Linked DNA regions of Homo sapiens: regions 2, 3, 4 and 5 are each linked to region 1. Evidence: chromatin contacts called from ENCODE Hi-C or POLR2A ChIA-PET data. All regions are on one chromosome and are shown on one strand. Each heading gives the region's core, a stretch centred on a gene start or an enhancer-like site at or near the end of the contact. The rest is flanking DNA. Distances are from core to core; before and after follow the strand shown. Region 1 has its middle 18 kb from the start of MLEC. Region 2 overlaps SPPL3 (signal peptide peptidase like 3). Region 3 holds the start of SRSF9 (serine and arginine rich splicing factor 9). Region 4 holds the start of DYNLL1 (dynein light chain LC8-type 1). Region 5 overlaps SPPL3 (signal peptide peptidase like 3).

Region 1 (2,741 bases), core at 135-2,634:
CAGATATAGACACAGCTGCCACTGGCTGCGCGCCGTGGCTCATGCCTGTAATCCCAGCACTCTGGGGAGGCTGAGGCGGGAGGATCACCTGAGTTCAGGAGTTCAAGACTAACCTGACCAACGTGGCCTGTCTCTACAAAAATAGAAAAATTAGCCGGGCGTGGTGGCATGCACCTAGAGTCCCAGCTTCAGGAGAATCGCTTGAACCCAGGAGGTGGAGGCTGCAGTGGGCCGAGATCATGCCACTGGGTGACGGAGCGAGACTCCGTCTAAAAAAAGAAAGAAATAGCTGCCATCCTCTCTGCTGAGTGGGAGGAAGATGTGTAGCCAATAGGCCCAGGGTTTGCTTGCTGTGTGACTTAGGGCCAGTCGCGTCCCCTTTCTGAAGCTCAGTTTCTTCCTGTGTAATGTGGGGATGATAAAGGATGGGGTCAGTGCATAGCAAGTGCCCTCAGGGCATTGCACCACACGGCACACCCCAGGGACTGCTATTCAGACTGCAGTGGAATCATGCAATTGAAAAGACCCATTGTAATTCGTTTCTATAAGTGAAGTCTTAAAGCAGCCCAAAGGAGAAATCTGTGGGTAGAAGTTGTCGAGTCTTAGACAGGCTTGGAGCGTACTTGGGCAGGTGTGTGGGGTGGCCGGTGTACCTCAAGCCATTGGTTCCCAAATCTTAGCATACAGCAGAATTGCCTGGAGCATTTGTGAAGCCCAGATCTGGGCCACCCCCGCAGTGATTCTGATCCCATGTCTGGGGCGCAGTCCATGAATTTGCATCTCTTACAAGTTCCCAGAGGATGCTGATGCTGCCAGTCCATGGACAACAACCTGAATAGCACTGCTGTAAACCCCAGACACAAGGGAGGCTGGTGTGCCTCCAGGCAGCCAGGGGAGGCTGCGGGGTTGATGGCTGGGGGTGGGAGGTGGGCAGAGCATCCGCTGCCCGCTGTGCTGCCGCAGAGGGAGGATCCTTATTCTCAGACCTGGCAGGGAATGTGCAGGATCGTGGGCCCCAGCCAGAGGCCCGGGTAATCCTCACGTTCCCGAGGTCAGTGGGGCTGGGAGCTCCAAATTCACTCTAATAATCCAATTCTGAGACTAAGCCCTTGGCTCTGTGCCCTGCTAGGCAAGCCTGCAGCCCTGCCTGCCTCTGTACTAGCTTGGCTCCGCCCAGAGACTCCAGAGTTTCACTGTTTCAGAAACACAGTGGCCTTGGAGGGCAACCTGCGGGAAGAGGGCTTCTGTAGACATCTCTATCGGCTGGCAGGGTGAGCCCCCAGGAACACCACTCAGGATAGACTTAGGGATAAACTAGGACTTCTTTGTCCCCAGTGTGTGGCTGCCTAAAATCAAAGAAGTGGCAAGCCTGGCCAACATGGTGAAACCCCGTCTGTACTAAAAATACAAAAATTAGCCAGGCGTAGTGGGGCATGACTGTAATCTCAGCTATTAGGGAGTCTGAGGCAAGAGAATTGCTTGAACACGAGAGGCGGAGGTTGCAGTGAGCCGAGATCACGCCACTTCACCCCAGCCTGGGTGACACAGTGAGACTCTGTCTGAAAAAAAAAAAAAGAATCATAGATATGCCAGTTGTGATAAAGGAAATGGAGAATGTAGTCAGGCTACTGTTCAGAGGCCCCTTAATGCTCAGGGTAAGGGGAGGCCCAGGGCAGTCCTCCTGCCTCCTCCCCTGCTGAAGCTAGGACTCCTCCCCAGTAATTTGTCTTTTTGTTGGTTTGTTCATTTTAAAATTATTTTTATTTGCTTTTGTTTTTTGTTTTGGCTCCCGCCAGGAAACGTTTTTTTTTCTTTCTTTCTTTGTTTTAGAGACAGGGTCTCACTCTGGCACCCAGGCTGGAGTGCAGTGGTGGGATCATAGCTCACTGCAGTCTTGAACTCTTGGGCTCAAGCGATCCTCCTGCCTCAGCCTCCTGCATAACTAGGACTACAGATGCACACCAGCTGATTTTTAAATTTTTTTTGTAGAGACAGGGTCTCAATCTGTTGTCCAGGCTGTCTTGAACTCCTGGCCTCAAGGGATCCTTCCACCTCAGCTTCCCAAAGTGCTGGGATTACAGGCGTGAGCCACAGTGCCCAGCAACTTGTCTTATATTTTGGGGTTCCTAGTATGACTGTTTGAAGAAAGGGGTCTGAGACTTTTCAAGGACTGAGATGCACTTTCCTAGCCAAGAGTTCTTTCTGCAACCTGCACCACTACCTTCCCTGCTGGGGAGCTCTGGGTGTGTCATCTTAGAAAAGCTCTTTGTCTAAGGCCGAGCGAGGTGGCTCATACCTGTAATCCCAGCACTTTGGGAGGCCGAGATGGGTGGATCGCTTGAGGTCAGGAGTCTGAGACCAGCCTGACCAACATGGTGAAACTCCGTCTCTACTAAAAATACAAAAATTAGCCAGATGTGGCAGTTCATGCCTGTAATCCCAGCTATACGGGAGGCTGAAGGACGAGAATCACTTGAACCCGGGAGGCAGAGGTTGCAGTGAGCGGAGATTGCACCGCTGCACTCAGCCTGGGTGACAGAGTGAGACTTTTGTCTCGAAAACCAAAAAGAAAAGCTCTTTGTCTGAAAGCTCTTTTATTGCACCTGGATTTGCCTCCTGCTGACTCATAAAGGCCAATTTGTCTGCTCATTCATGCACACATGCACTTGATGTTTATTGAGCTCCTACTATGTGCCAGGCCCCATGCAAGACTTCCTGTCCTCAAGGAGTTCAGACTCTAG
Region 2 (2,741 bases), core at 166-2,665, 220 kb after region 1:
TAAATAGATACTAGAAATAACTTCAGTTAAGGTCTTGTTTTGTTACCAAAGAGGTCTAAACCAGATTTTATCCCCTAAAGGAATGGCATTATTTAGTGTAAGTAAGGCTTCCAATTCCGCCCCTACTGGTCCAACTAATTTGGAGCTTAATCACTGCAGACTGCACTCAGTTGGGAACAAACAAAAAAACCCTTATATTAATACTTTGTAATACCAACAAATCAAAGCATTTCAAACTCAACTAAAAGACATTTCTTTCTTAGTAAGGCTAAGGCTTTCAGACACATTTCAAAAATGAAGCTAATGAACAAGTGTCAAAGTATAAAATATTTGGAAATTATCAAAATAATAATGTATACAAAAACTCAACAGAACCACCAAATAAACTGATTAAAAAGATAGTACCACTTACGGTGTTCTTTAATTCCATAATTGTGCACGGGACCTACAACACATAAGTATTTCACATGGCCTTCAAATTCAAACAAATCAGTGAACTCACAAATGGGCCCTGGGTCCATATTATCACAAATGCCAGGGTATAGCATGTAAATTAAGTCATGATCGTTGTTCTCTTGGTCAGAATACCATTTATGGACTCCAACTCAAAAGCATGTGAGTACCACTTAGAATAACTACATGTCCTTAAGGCATCTAATAGTCAGTAATAATGCAATGGTCAAATCCTGTTAAAGTATTTGTATCTAAACATGCAAGTGCCCATAAAAAGTTGTTTTTTTAATCCTCTGTCACTGGAGCACTGATCAGCTATCCCTATCTTCAACCATCCTTGAGGCAATGACCTACAACTATGGTTACTAAGGGATCACAACTCAATTGCCTCCAGGAGCTAGGTAAACAGCATAAATGAGTGAGGTAGAGATTCAGTGTACAGTAAACAGAAAGTGATGGGGACTCAGCCAAATTAGAAAATGTAAGCTGTGAGTAAAGTCATTCAAACATTAAAACTTTTTTTTTTTTTTTTTTTTTTGAGACAGAGTTTTGCTCTTGTTGCCCAGGCTGGAGTGCAATGGCGCGATTTCAGCTCACCGCAACCTCCACCTCCTGGGTTCAAGCAATTCTCCTGCCTCACACTCCTGAGTAGCTGGGATTACAGGCATGTGCCACCATGCCCAGCTAATTTTGTATTTTTAACCTGTCCATGTTGGTCAGGCTGGTCTCGAACTCATGACCTCAGGTGATCTGCCTGTCTCAGCCTCCCCAAGTGCTGGGATTACAGGCGTGAGCCACCACGCCCGGCCAAAAAAAAAAAAAATTTTTTTTTCCAAATTCAGTCCTTCTAGTAATCAACTGACTGACTAGGAGACACAATCTATACAACAGCCCACTCTGAAATCTCCTTGTCTCTAAATTGTCTTAATTACATCTGCTGGCATTTGACACCCAGTCTCTAACACTATAAACTTCTGATGAAAAAGGATGTGGTTTATTCTATTTTAGTTACTATAGCAGAGCCCCAAAAGGCATAAAGTCATTCATTAAACACAGAGATCAAATTCACAACCTTACTCTGTCTAACCAAGTGAGCTGTGTGGTTAGGCAGTACAAGTGGTATATAACTGATACACAACAGGCCAAAGCAGACCTTGAACACCTATAACCATCAGAACAAGGACCAAACGATAACAGTTCCAACAGATTTACTTGCTGAGAACTATAGAATCTGGTACATCTCTAATGAGGAGGGAGGCAATTTTCTTCCTCCTGTGAATTTAACTGCTCGCAACCAAAAATCTGAGCTATGAGGAGCTTCCTCTCTGAAACCCTCTAAACACCCTCTTCCCCACTGAAAGAAAACCCGGCAGTAACAATATAAAACTAAAGAACTAGAAATACAGACTGATCACACACTCATCTGTTTTTCCTAAAGACACACAGATCATACATGTGAGCAAAAATCTAGATCATAAGTATTTACCACCTCTGGAACCGCACTGTTCAATATGGGAGCTGCTAGCCACATGTAGCTACTGAGCACTTGAAATGTGGCTAGTCTGAATTGAGAAGATCTTGTACTAAAAAAAGTTAAAATGTCTCATTAATTTGTATATTGATTACATACCATCAGTGATATAATAATTTTTTTTTTTTTGAGACAGAATTACCCTGTCACCCAGGCTGGAATGCAGTGGCACGATCTCGGCTCACTGCAACCTCTGCCTCCCAGGTTCAAGCAATTCTTGTGCCTCAGCCTCCCACCATCACGCCCGGCTAATTTTTGTATTTTTAGTAGAGATGGGGTTTCACCATACTGGCCAGGCTGGTCTCGAACTCCTGACCTCATGATCCACCCATCTCGGCCTCTCAAAGTGCTGGGATTACAGGCGTGAAATAAGTATTTTTATGTAAATTAGTATCACCTTTTTAAAAAAACTTTTTAATGTGGCTACCAGAAAACTTTACATTACATATATACCATATATTATACTTCTATTGGGCAGTGCAGCTCTAGAAAAGGTAGTATTTTACAACTAACTCCTCCAGTGATTATCCTCCTGGCAAAGAACTGACACATCAAGGCACCCCTCACCGCCACTTCCACCCACCAAACCTTCAGTCATGAAACCACTCCTAGTCCCAAGCTTACTGATGATGCAGCAGGTTGCCAGAGTAATTCGGTTAATCACTTAACCAAAGGGAAGAAACTAGTTTAACAATTATCTGAGGCTAATTTCTTTCTAAATTATTCCAGCACGCAAAAGAAATAAGAAGTAGCCTGA
Region 3 (2,741 bases), core at 107-2,606, 200 kb before region 1:
GGCTTAGGGGTAAAAATGCCCAGTTCCGGTTTTGAGGCAAATGAGGAGATACTAGGGATGAGCTGTCAGAGTCGACTCTTCAGCCATCAACGCCTCGCGGTGCTTCCTGCCTGCCCTTCCTCAGATGCTCCCCTTGCCCTATCAATACGTCCACCCCAGGTAGGTCGGACACCCTACGAACATTCCGCGTTCCCCGGGAGCAAATGATGCTAGGAAAACAGGGTGCGGGCTCTTATTTGGCCGGAGTGGAGTGACCAGGTCAGCGCCGCAGCTGCTAACCACCACCAACCACAGTTTTGAAAGTTCCTGGGCTTTTTCCGGCCTGAGGGCCGACGCTGTTTGCAAAATCACAAGCACTCCTTAGAGCGGGGTTAGGAATCTAGAGTTTCCAAATCCCTGGAACCTTTAGCATCTCGCCAAGCCTCCCTCATCAAAGGAGGGAAGTGAAATCAGAGCCCCACTCCGGCTGTTTTAGAAGTTTTCCCGAATCCGTGATCCCTTTACAAAGCCCGGGCCCTGGCCTGCGGGGCGGGGCGCGCGAACGGCGAGCTATTCCACCAGAGATCCCTCCACGACCTCCAGCGGCATCCGCGACCCTGCAGCTTGCTCTCCAGCCACGGCGAGCACGGGCCGGGGGAGAGGCGAGCGGGAAGGGCGAACGGCGACCCCCGCGCTGCCCCGCGGCCGCTTCCCCCTACGGTGCTGCCCCAGGCAGGAGGCGGACAAGGCTCATTTGGACCCCCCGAGGCCGGTGCAGGCGGGCTTGGGCCCTCCAAAGGCTCAGCTTTTGGGTTTCTAAGTAAAATATTGGAATAATAAAAATAAAGGAAGTGACGACGGCGCGAAGGACGGCCCGGGCCTGCGAGGAGAGGCTGCCTCATCCTCCACCCGTGAGGGGGCGCCGTGAGGGGTCTGCGCGGAGGCGGGGGGAGGGGAGGCCGGGGGGAGGGGAGCCCTGGGGGAGGGGACAGCAGGGAAGGCGGGGGCCTCAGGCACCGAGGAGGAGAGGGCAGGGGCGCGGGGGCCTCACCGGGGGTCCTCGAAGCGCACGAAGGCGAAGGGCACGAGGCCGTGCCGGTTCTTGAGCTCGATCTCGCGGATGCGGCCGTACTTGTAGAACAGGTCCTCCAAGTCCTTCTCGCGCACGTCGGTCGGAAGGTTCCCCACGTAGATGCGCCCGTCGCCCTCGCCGCCGCGCTCGTCCGCCCAGCCCGACATCCGCACCGCCCGACGCCGCGGGCCCGCCGCAGCCCACGTCGCCGCCGCCGCCTCAGCACGGGTCCCCCCGCAGCGTCCCCGCGGGCTCCGAGGCGCTCAGCCGCACTGCATTGTGGGAACGCGGAGCGGAAGCGAAGGGGTCGGCGGAGGCAAAAGGAGTCCTCTTAAAGAGAACGCGGCTGCGACCATTGCGCGTGCGCGCAGGCCGGCGCCCCCTGGAGGTGCGAAGGGCCTTCGGGCGCTGACAGGGAGAGCCTGGGGCCGGGCCGTGTGGATGCCATCCCCGAGCGCGGTTCGCGCTCGGCTGAGGCGCTGGACAAGTGGCTTGGGCTCCCGCGCCTCAGTTTCTCTCTGTGGCGCCGCCTACCTCACAGACTTGTGAGCACTCACTGACGTGGGTAGCGCCCAGGGCCTGCGGGGCGCAGGAGAGCTGGAGTCAGGCGGAGACCGCAGGCTGACCCCGCAGCGGCCGGGCTGTCGCGGCCCCCACCTCAGGTCAGTAGGCCCCCGGGCCACCCTGTCCCCATTTTACAGTTGCTCAGAACTGACGGTGTCAGCATGAGATGGACTCCATAGCTTGGCCTTGAGTTTGTCGGAGTCGAGGGAGTAAGACTCTTAATGAGTATCACAGCGATCACTATAGAGTGCATCCGACTTGTGCTTTTCATCCTCTCCCGGGCAGAGTCTGAGGCCACAGAGGGGTCAGGAATGGAACCCAGAGCCATGCTCCCATCCTAAGTACTGAGTCCTTATGGAGCTCAGGTAGACACCCACCTTGGCACTTACTTTTCCACATTCACATCCCAGAACGCGGAGCATTGAACCCAGGGACCTTACAGTGAGGCCTTGCACCAGAAGACTTTTTGTTTGTTTTTGATACAGGGTCTTATTCTGTTGCTCAGGCTGGAGTGCAATGGCGCGAACACGGCTCACTGCAGTCTCGATCTCGCTGGACTCAGGTGATCCTCCCACCTCGGGGCGCCGTGAGGGGTCTGCGCTGCGTCCAGCTAGTTTATTTTCTATTTTTTTTGTAGAGAGGCTGGTCTCGAACTCCTGGGCTCAACCGATCCTCCAGCCTTGGCCTCCCAAAGTGTTGGATTACCGGCTTGAGCCCGGCGCCCGGCTGGAATACTCCTAACCTAAAGATTGTTCAGGCTGGGTGCGGTGGCTCACGCCTGTAATCCCAACACTTTGAGAGGCCAAGGCGGGAGGATCACTTGAGGTCAGTAGTTCGAGACTAGCCTGGGCAACATGGGGAAACCCCGTTTCTACTAAAAATACAAAAATTAGCTGGGCGTGGTGGCGTGTTCCTATAATCCCAGTTACGCGGGAGGCTGAGGCAGGAGAATTGCTTGAGCCCGGGAGGCGAAGGTTGCAGTGAGCCGAGATCATGCCACTGCACTTCAGCCTGGGTGACAGAGTGAGACTGTCTCAAAAATAAATAAAGATTTTTCATATTAAAAATGAAACCTGGCTGGGCGTGGTGGCTCATGCCTGTAATCCCAGCACTTTAGGAGGCTGAG
Region 4 (2,741 bases), core at 176-2,675, 170 kb before region 1:
TCAAGCGATCCCCTTGACTCGGCTTCTCAAAGTGCTGGGATTACAGGTGTGAGCCATCATGCCCAGCCACAAATTGTTTTAAGGAGTAATGAGAGTAGATGGTCAGAGGAAAATGTAGAAATGTAAATAGGAAGCTTCCAGATACATGATTAACCTGATAACTTATTTATGGAGGTTCGAAAAATACATTATAGGCATTTCAGAGCTGGTTGTTCAAAACCTTGCTGTGGCCTTTGGGATAGTTGTATAAACTGACAATTATTGATAAGATTCATTGATCATTTACTATGTGCCTCACATTGTGCTGAGAGAACTTCAAATGTTTAATACTGCTAACAAGCGTATGAACTGGTTTCCTTTTACATTTAGTCCTCCTTTACTTAAAGAAGACATTCAAATAGCTAGTAAATGACAGTGCTGGGATTTAAATCCAGATCTGACTTGTCCCTCAACTCCCCCAAGATCTTGCTTTTTTAACCACTTCGTGTCTCCTCCCTAAGCCAGAGGGGACGTCATCTCTCTAACGGCCGCTTTTTCGTCCATTAGAATACCTCCTCCTCAGAGATAAATCCCAACCAAGAATCTCTCCCACACAGGAAAGACTGCCTCACCTGAGCAAGAAGCTTCACCCTGGACAAAAACCCCGGGGCTCAACACTCCCAAATCCACCCGGATCCCCATCCCCAACCCCTTAAAGGATGTCCGCATTGCTTGGCAGAGACCCCACTCTTGGGGATAATCCCTTAATTCGTAAGGAAACACCCTCCCTCCTTGAAGCCCTCCCTCAATCCTGAGGATGCCCTCCCCTAAATATTTCAGAGCAGAACCGACTACAAATGGGGCCCAGTGCAAAATGAAAACGTAAGGGTCCCTCCTGTGAGACTGCACTGCTGGTTTACCCACGAAGCCGGCCCTGCTTCAGAGATACCCTTTCAGTAAAGGGAGAGGCCACCTCTGTCGTAATCCTGCTAACCTGGGGTGCGAGATCATGCGACCTGTCGTGGTGGGGGGGCGGGGGGGTGGGGGCAGGAATGGCCACCAACTTCTAGAGACTGTTGTTCGAGAACACACCCTGGGACAACCTCCGTGAATTTGGAATCACTTCCCTTGGCCCCGGCAGAAGCTCCCTTCCTACCTCTCCAGACAGCTGGGTGGTCCTCGTAACCCGGCCGGGGCTCCACCTTCTGGGTGTGTGGGCCTCGTAGCGTGCGGCCCATTGCCCGGGCAACCGACGCCGTGAGCGGTGCATTGTGGTCTGCAACAAAATGCAGGAGAAAGATCCTGAGGGAACCATGGAGTCAATGGACCAATGGAAGAATGCCGTGGGCTGCGTCAAGCCAATAGGGTCGCGCGGCGAGGGGCGGGGCCGGCGGGAGCAGGGCGGGGCCTGAGCACTAGGCGGCGGCGGCTGGCGTGGGGCTGCTTAGATGCGCCACGGTTTCGGTAGCGACGGTATCTCTAGCCGGGCCTGAGCTGTGCTAGCACCTCCCCCAGGAGACCGTTGCAGTCGGCCAGCCCCCTTCTCCACGGTGAGAAACTCGGGGGGCCAGGGGGTGTCCTCGCTGCCTTATTTCGCCCCACTCCGGACTTAGCCCTCCGCGTAGCCCGCGCTTCCTGAGAAGTGGGGTGGGGGGCGTCGTCCCGTGGTGGCGCCGGCCGGGGTGGGGGCAGTTAGTGCCTGGGGGGCGCGGCCCAACTCAACCCCTTACCCCAGGCCTTGCCCACTAGGTAACCATGTGCGACCGAAAGGCCGTGATCAAAAATGCGGACATGTCGGAAGAGATGCAACAGGACTCGGTGGAGTGCGCTACTCAGGCGCTGGAGAAATACAACATAGAGAAGGACATTGCGGCTCATATCAAGAAGGTGAGGATGGGCGCGGGGGCCGATACGCAGCCGGGAGCAGGGGGTTCCTTCCCCCCGATCCTGCTTTCCTAAGGGCGCCTGACAGGTCCCGGGAATACTGCTGGCGGCTTGGGGCGTAGAAGCTTCCAGAAAGGACGCAGATGCATTTTGCGCTCCTGTGGAGAAGACCAGACCCCCGGCGTCCGAAGTTTTTTTTTTTTTTTTTTTAATTACCCAGCTCCGCGGGGGGAAAGCGCCACCTAGCAACGGTATCTAAGATCAGGGAGCAGCGGTTCCCCCTTCTGTGTGGTTCCTGCGCCGAGGATCCATCTGGGTGTTCCGGAGGGGGGAGCTGCGTGGGTGTTTCCAGCCGGGCCGGGAGGAGATCTTGCCAGCCTTCCAGTGGGGAGTTGAGGGAAGGTGGTGGGTGGTGGCGGGGCTGGGGGCTGGGGTAGGGGCTTGGTAAATGGCAGTCTAGAAAGCCGGCAGGACTGCCAACTTCTCGAGCAGTGTTTGCTGGAAGGGAAGAAAGCTGGCAGCCTAAGCCGTGGGAGGGTTCCAGTCGAGAATGGGAAGATGAAAGACTTCAGATGGAACAGAAATAAATGCCTTTTTTGACAAACGCAGCAGTGCGTGCCTCTAGCTTGCAAGAGCGTTACTCCCCTTCATAGCTTTAAAAGGTTTTCGCACTGCGTGCAGTTAGAGTAGCTAAATCTTGTGTGACGCTCCACAAACACTTGTAAGAATTTTGCAGAGAAAGATAACCGTTGCCACCCAATGCCCCCCACAGGCATTCTACTCCCCAGTACCTCTTAGGGTGGGAGAAATGGTGAAGAGTTGTTCCTACAACTTGCTAACCTAGTGGACAGGGTAGTAGATTAGCATCATCCGGATAG
Region 5 (2,741 bases), core at 132-2,631, 130 kb after region 1:
TGGTGGGTGCCTGTAATCCGAGCTACCCAGGAGGCTGAGGCAGAATTTCTTGAACCCGGGAGGTGGAGGTGGCAGTGAGCCGAGATTGTGCCACTGCACTCCAGCCTGGATGACAGAGTGAGACTCCAACTCAAAACAAACAAACAAAAAACAACAAACAAAAAAATTGGGATGAATGTTCAAGGATTCTGTGTAGATCTCTGGGTTTTTTCATTTTGCAGCTCTCTTTTCTTTTGTACTCTGTTCTATTAACTCTAGCTGCCTCTAGCCGTCTCTTTGGACTCTCAGTTCCATCTCTTCAACTTCAGAAATCTTTCTCTCTGCACCATGAGTGGAAACTATCTTAAGATAGTTTGACGGGAAAATAAGTATGACGGGAAAACTATTCCTCAACTCTCAGGAATACTGTCCTTTGTTGTCTGATGAAAAATATCTTGAAAACTGCTGTGTTATGAGGGTTTACATGTTTTTTTTATTGTTTTTAAAGTTGTTTCATGTGGGATGGTAATTCAGTCTCTGTTTCTCTATCTTGGCTGGAAGTACAAGTGGCTCTAGGTAGTTCTTTTAAATAGGTCCTGAACTGGACAGATTTTTAAGTGAAGGAAAAGGCCTTTTAAAATTTCTTGTTCATGTCCCTGGGGGTACCAAAACATTGATGAATTGTATCCCTTTCTTTAGGAAAGCAGAGGATCCTATCCTATAATGAAGAGGTAGGTCATAATCCTTCCTGGAAGAAACTTAACCAAATGACTGGGCTCAGGTCACACTGATAATGATCTTAACTTCGTAGTTTCCCACCTCTATGACTCAAAATTTCTTACTGGATTTGAAAGACTTGCCCCTCTACTAACAGCCTGACTCTAGCTGCCACTCTTGTTTCCTGTACTTTCATTCACTAAAACTCCCTTCTCTGTTACTGGTACCAAGGAAGCCTCAATTAGAATGGGGGGTCTGGGGAGGATAATCTATGAAGTAGAGACTGGTTAGTTACATGTCACCCTGTTCTCATATAAATCTGGCCAACGAACTGTTTAGCAAACTGTTCCACTGGAGGGCAGCCCCAGTGGGTGACAGCTCCCCAGCAGGACCAAAACACAGCGACTTTTAGATGTGGTGGACTCCCTGAAACATGGTTAAGACTCCTCTTCTGAAATATGGTCAGGTGTCTGATGTGTTGGCTTTCCTGGGGGTTTTTTTATTTTAAAAAAGCCTTGGATTTTAGAAGATTCATATACAGTATTTGAGACATATTTCTCCAGCCATCAGAGGAAGACACATTAGCAGAGATTAAAACGTACACTTACTGCTCATACCTCAGTCACACTTAGAGGAATAGCTATGGCAACTGGCTCCTGAAAAACTTTTTCCTAATTAGTTCCACAACAAACTAGATGTAGTATTTTGCATATATTTCCCCTGCCAACGCACCTGTGGTAGTTTCTAGTACATGGTTTCACTTCTATGATCTTTTAAGCTTTAATTCATGTTTTCGCACAGCAGAGCTAACAATGTGCAGGACCTAAACTCTAGGGTTGGTGATGCATTTAATGGGAACGTCTCTGGAGTCAATGGAACATGAAGACTGCTCCTTCCCTGTGGGCATGTTTTGGAAACACATATATTAATTTAAATTGAGTTTTTCAAATTCACTTATGAATGGAATAACAATAACTACACTTGTTATATTCTGCTTCTCAGAATCTGGTGACAGCAGGTTAAATGTGCAGGAATTTTTATCTACATCTCTACCCTTGGGGCTACACAGATTGCCAGCTTCTCTTACTTTTTCTGTTGGCATTATATCGCTATTCTGGATTGGAAGGTTGCCAGTCATCTCTTTGGTTTAACCCTAGGCACAGCTGCTACGGAGCCTCTCCCATGAGACTGGGTTAGTGAGAATAGGTGCTGAGAACCCCCCGCGGGACAGGATGAAGGGTTATATAACTCAATTTCAATTTGTTATTAGTTGAGAACTATTTATAACTCCATCCTGGATGTTTTAAGGCAAGATTTTCCCCTTTTTTCAAATACAGCTGCTCCTTGACTTACAATGGAGTTATATCCCAATAAGCCCAGGTAAGTGGAAAAATCTCAAGTTCAAAATGCGTTTAATATTCATACATCTAACCTACTGAACATCATAGTTTAGCCCAGCCTACCTTAAACGTGCTCAGAACACGTACATTAGCCTACAGTTGGGCAAAATCATCTAACACAAAGGCCTGTTTTGTAATAAAGTGCTGAATATTTCAAGTAACTTACTGAATACTGTACTGAGAGTGAAAAACAGAATGGTTGTATGGGTACTTGAAGTATGCTTTCTACTGAAATCATACTGCCTTTGTACCATCATGAAGTGGAAAAATCTTAAGTTGAACCATCATTAAGTCAAACCGTTGGTAAGCTAGGGATCTTCTGTAGCAGAAAGTAGTGGTCAACTTCAAACCAGTTTTAGCTGGTCCATTTTCTTAGCATCTAACTGACAAGAACTGCAGCAGGGACAGGAAAGCCTTAGGCAGGAATGAGGTACTATCAGATGGTGGGGGAGGGTGGAGGACTGGTAAGGAGAGCAAGCATTCTTCTAGTTCTCTGTGTAATTAGAAGACTTTGAACTTCTCACTGCCTCAAACAAGCTTAGCTAAAATCAAGCCTTGTTTGGTTGTTAGAAGCAGACCATGGGTCACCGCTGCACAAAACAGAAATGGGGCACAGTGAGTTAGTAGGGCCTTACCTATTAGCTC

The links. Hi-C counts contacts between places; a loop is a spot of excess contacts on that map. ChIA-PET counts read pairs that join two places held with the same protein, here RNA polymerase II (POLR2A). Pooled maps may share reads with other maps.
Region 2: a loop to region 1 is called in a map with no recorded cell type, with 3 times the contacts of the local background. The contact joins two enhancer-like sites. A Hi-C loop is called at or near these places in 1 of 37 single-sample maps with no recorded cell type and 2 of 50 pooled maps. POLR2A ChIA-PET finds 5 or more read pairs at or near these places in 3 of 52 experiments (GM12878, OCI-LY7 and activated B cell).
Region 3: a loop to region 1 is called in a pooled map, with 2.8 times the contacts of the local background. The contact joins the promoter of SRSF9 here to the enhancer-like site in region 1. A Hi-C loop is called at or near these places in 1 of 50 pooled maps. POLR2A ChIA-PET finds 5 or more read pairs at or near these places in 5 of 52 experiments (A673, H1, HEK293 and 2 more).
Region 4: a loop to region 1 is called in a pooled map, with 2.9 times the contacts of the local background. The contact joins the promoter of DYNLL1 here to the enhancer-like site in region 1. A Hi-C loop is called at or near these places in 1 of 50 pooled maps. POLR2A ChIA-PET finds 5 or more read pairs at or near these places in 8 of 52 experiments (A549, Caco-2, HEK293T and 5 more).
Region 5: a loop to region 1 is called in a map with no recorded cell type, with 2.9 times the contacts of the local background. The contact joins two enhancer-like sites. A Hi-C loop is called at or near these places in 1 of 37 single-sample maps with no recorded cell type and 2 of 50 pooled maps. POLR2A ChIA-PET finds 5 or more read pairs at or near these places in 4 of 52 experiments (GM12878, HEK293, RWPE1 and 1 more).

What each region holds. Positions count from the first base shown.
Region 1 is chr12:120,668,192-120,670,932 of GRCh38, forward strand. It overlaps a transcript of CABP1 not described here. Among named protein-coding and RNA genes, the nearest start is that of MLEC, 18 kb to the right of the region's middle. Within about 2 kb of position 1,385, at least 13 of the 41 ENCODE cell types and tissues checked have a DNase peak (open chromatin) inside an H3K27ac peak, as active enhancers do; they include A673, GM12878 and OCI-LY7, where a contact is called at or near this core.
Region 2 is chr12:120,884,881-120,887,621 of GRCh38, forward strand. All of the region lies in intron 1 of SPPL3 (signal peptide peptidase like 3), which reads right to left. Among named protein-coding and RNA genes, the nearest start is that of SPPL3, 18 kb to the right of the region's middle. Within about 2 kb of position 1,416, at least 5 of the 41 ENCODE cell types and tissues checked have a DNase peak (open chromatin) inside an H3K27ac peak, as active enhancers do; they include GM12878 and OCI-LY7, where a contact is called at or near this core.
Region 3 is chr12:120,468,392-120,471,132 of GRCh38, forward strand. It overlaps SRSF9 (serine and arginine rich splicing factor 9), which reads right to left and starts at 1,357. Exons shown (of 4, transcript NM_003769.3): 1 at 1,031-1,357. The coding sequence starts at 1,218. It also overlaps a transcript of DYNLL1 not described here. RefSeq lists silencers at 596-765, 1,016-1,315.
Region 4 is chr12:120,494,688-120,497,428 of GRCh38, forward strand. It overlaps DYNLL1 (dynein light chain LC8-type 1), which reads left to right and starts at 1,426. Exons shown (of 3, transcript NM_003746.3): 1 at 1,426-1,529; 2 at 1,729-1,866. The coding sequence starts at 1,735. It overlaps NRAV (negative regulator of antiviral response), which reads right to left and starts at 1,259. Exons shown (of 2, transcript NR_038854.1): 1 at 1,136-1,259. RefSeq lists silencers at 970-1,019, 1,310-1,829 and an enhancer at 1,084-1,750.
Region 5 is chr12:120,797,035-120,799,775 of GRCh38, forward strand. All of the region lies in intron 2 of SPPL3 (signal peptide peptidase like 3), which reads right to left. Among named protein-coding and RNA genes, the nearest start is that of ACADS, 73 kb to the left of the region's middle. Within about 2 kb of position 1,382, at least 3 of the 41 ENCODE cell types and tissues checked have a DNase peak (open chromatin) inside an H3K27ac peak, as active enhancers do; they include GM12878, where a contact is called at or near this core.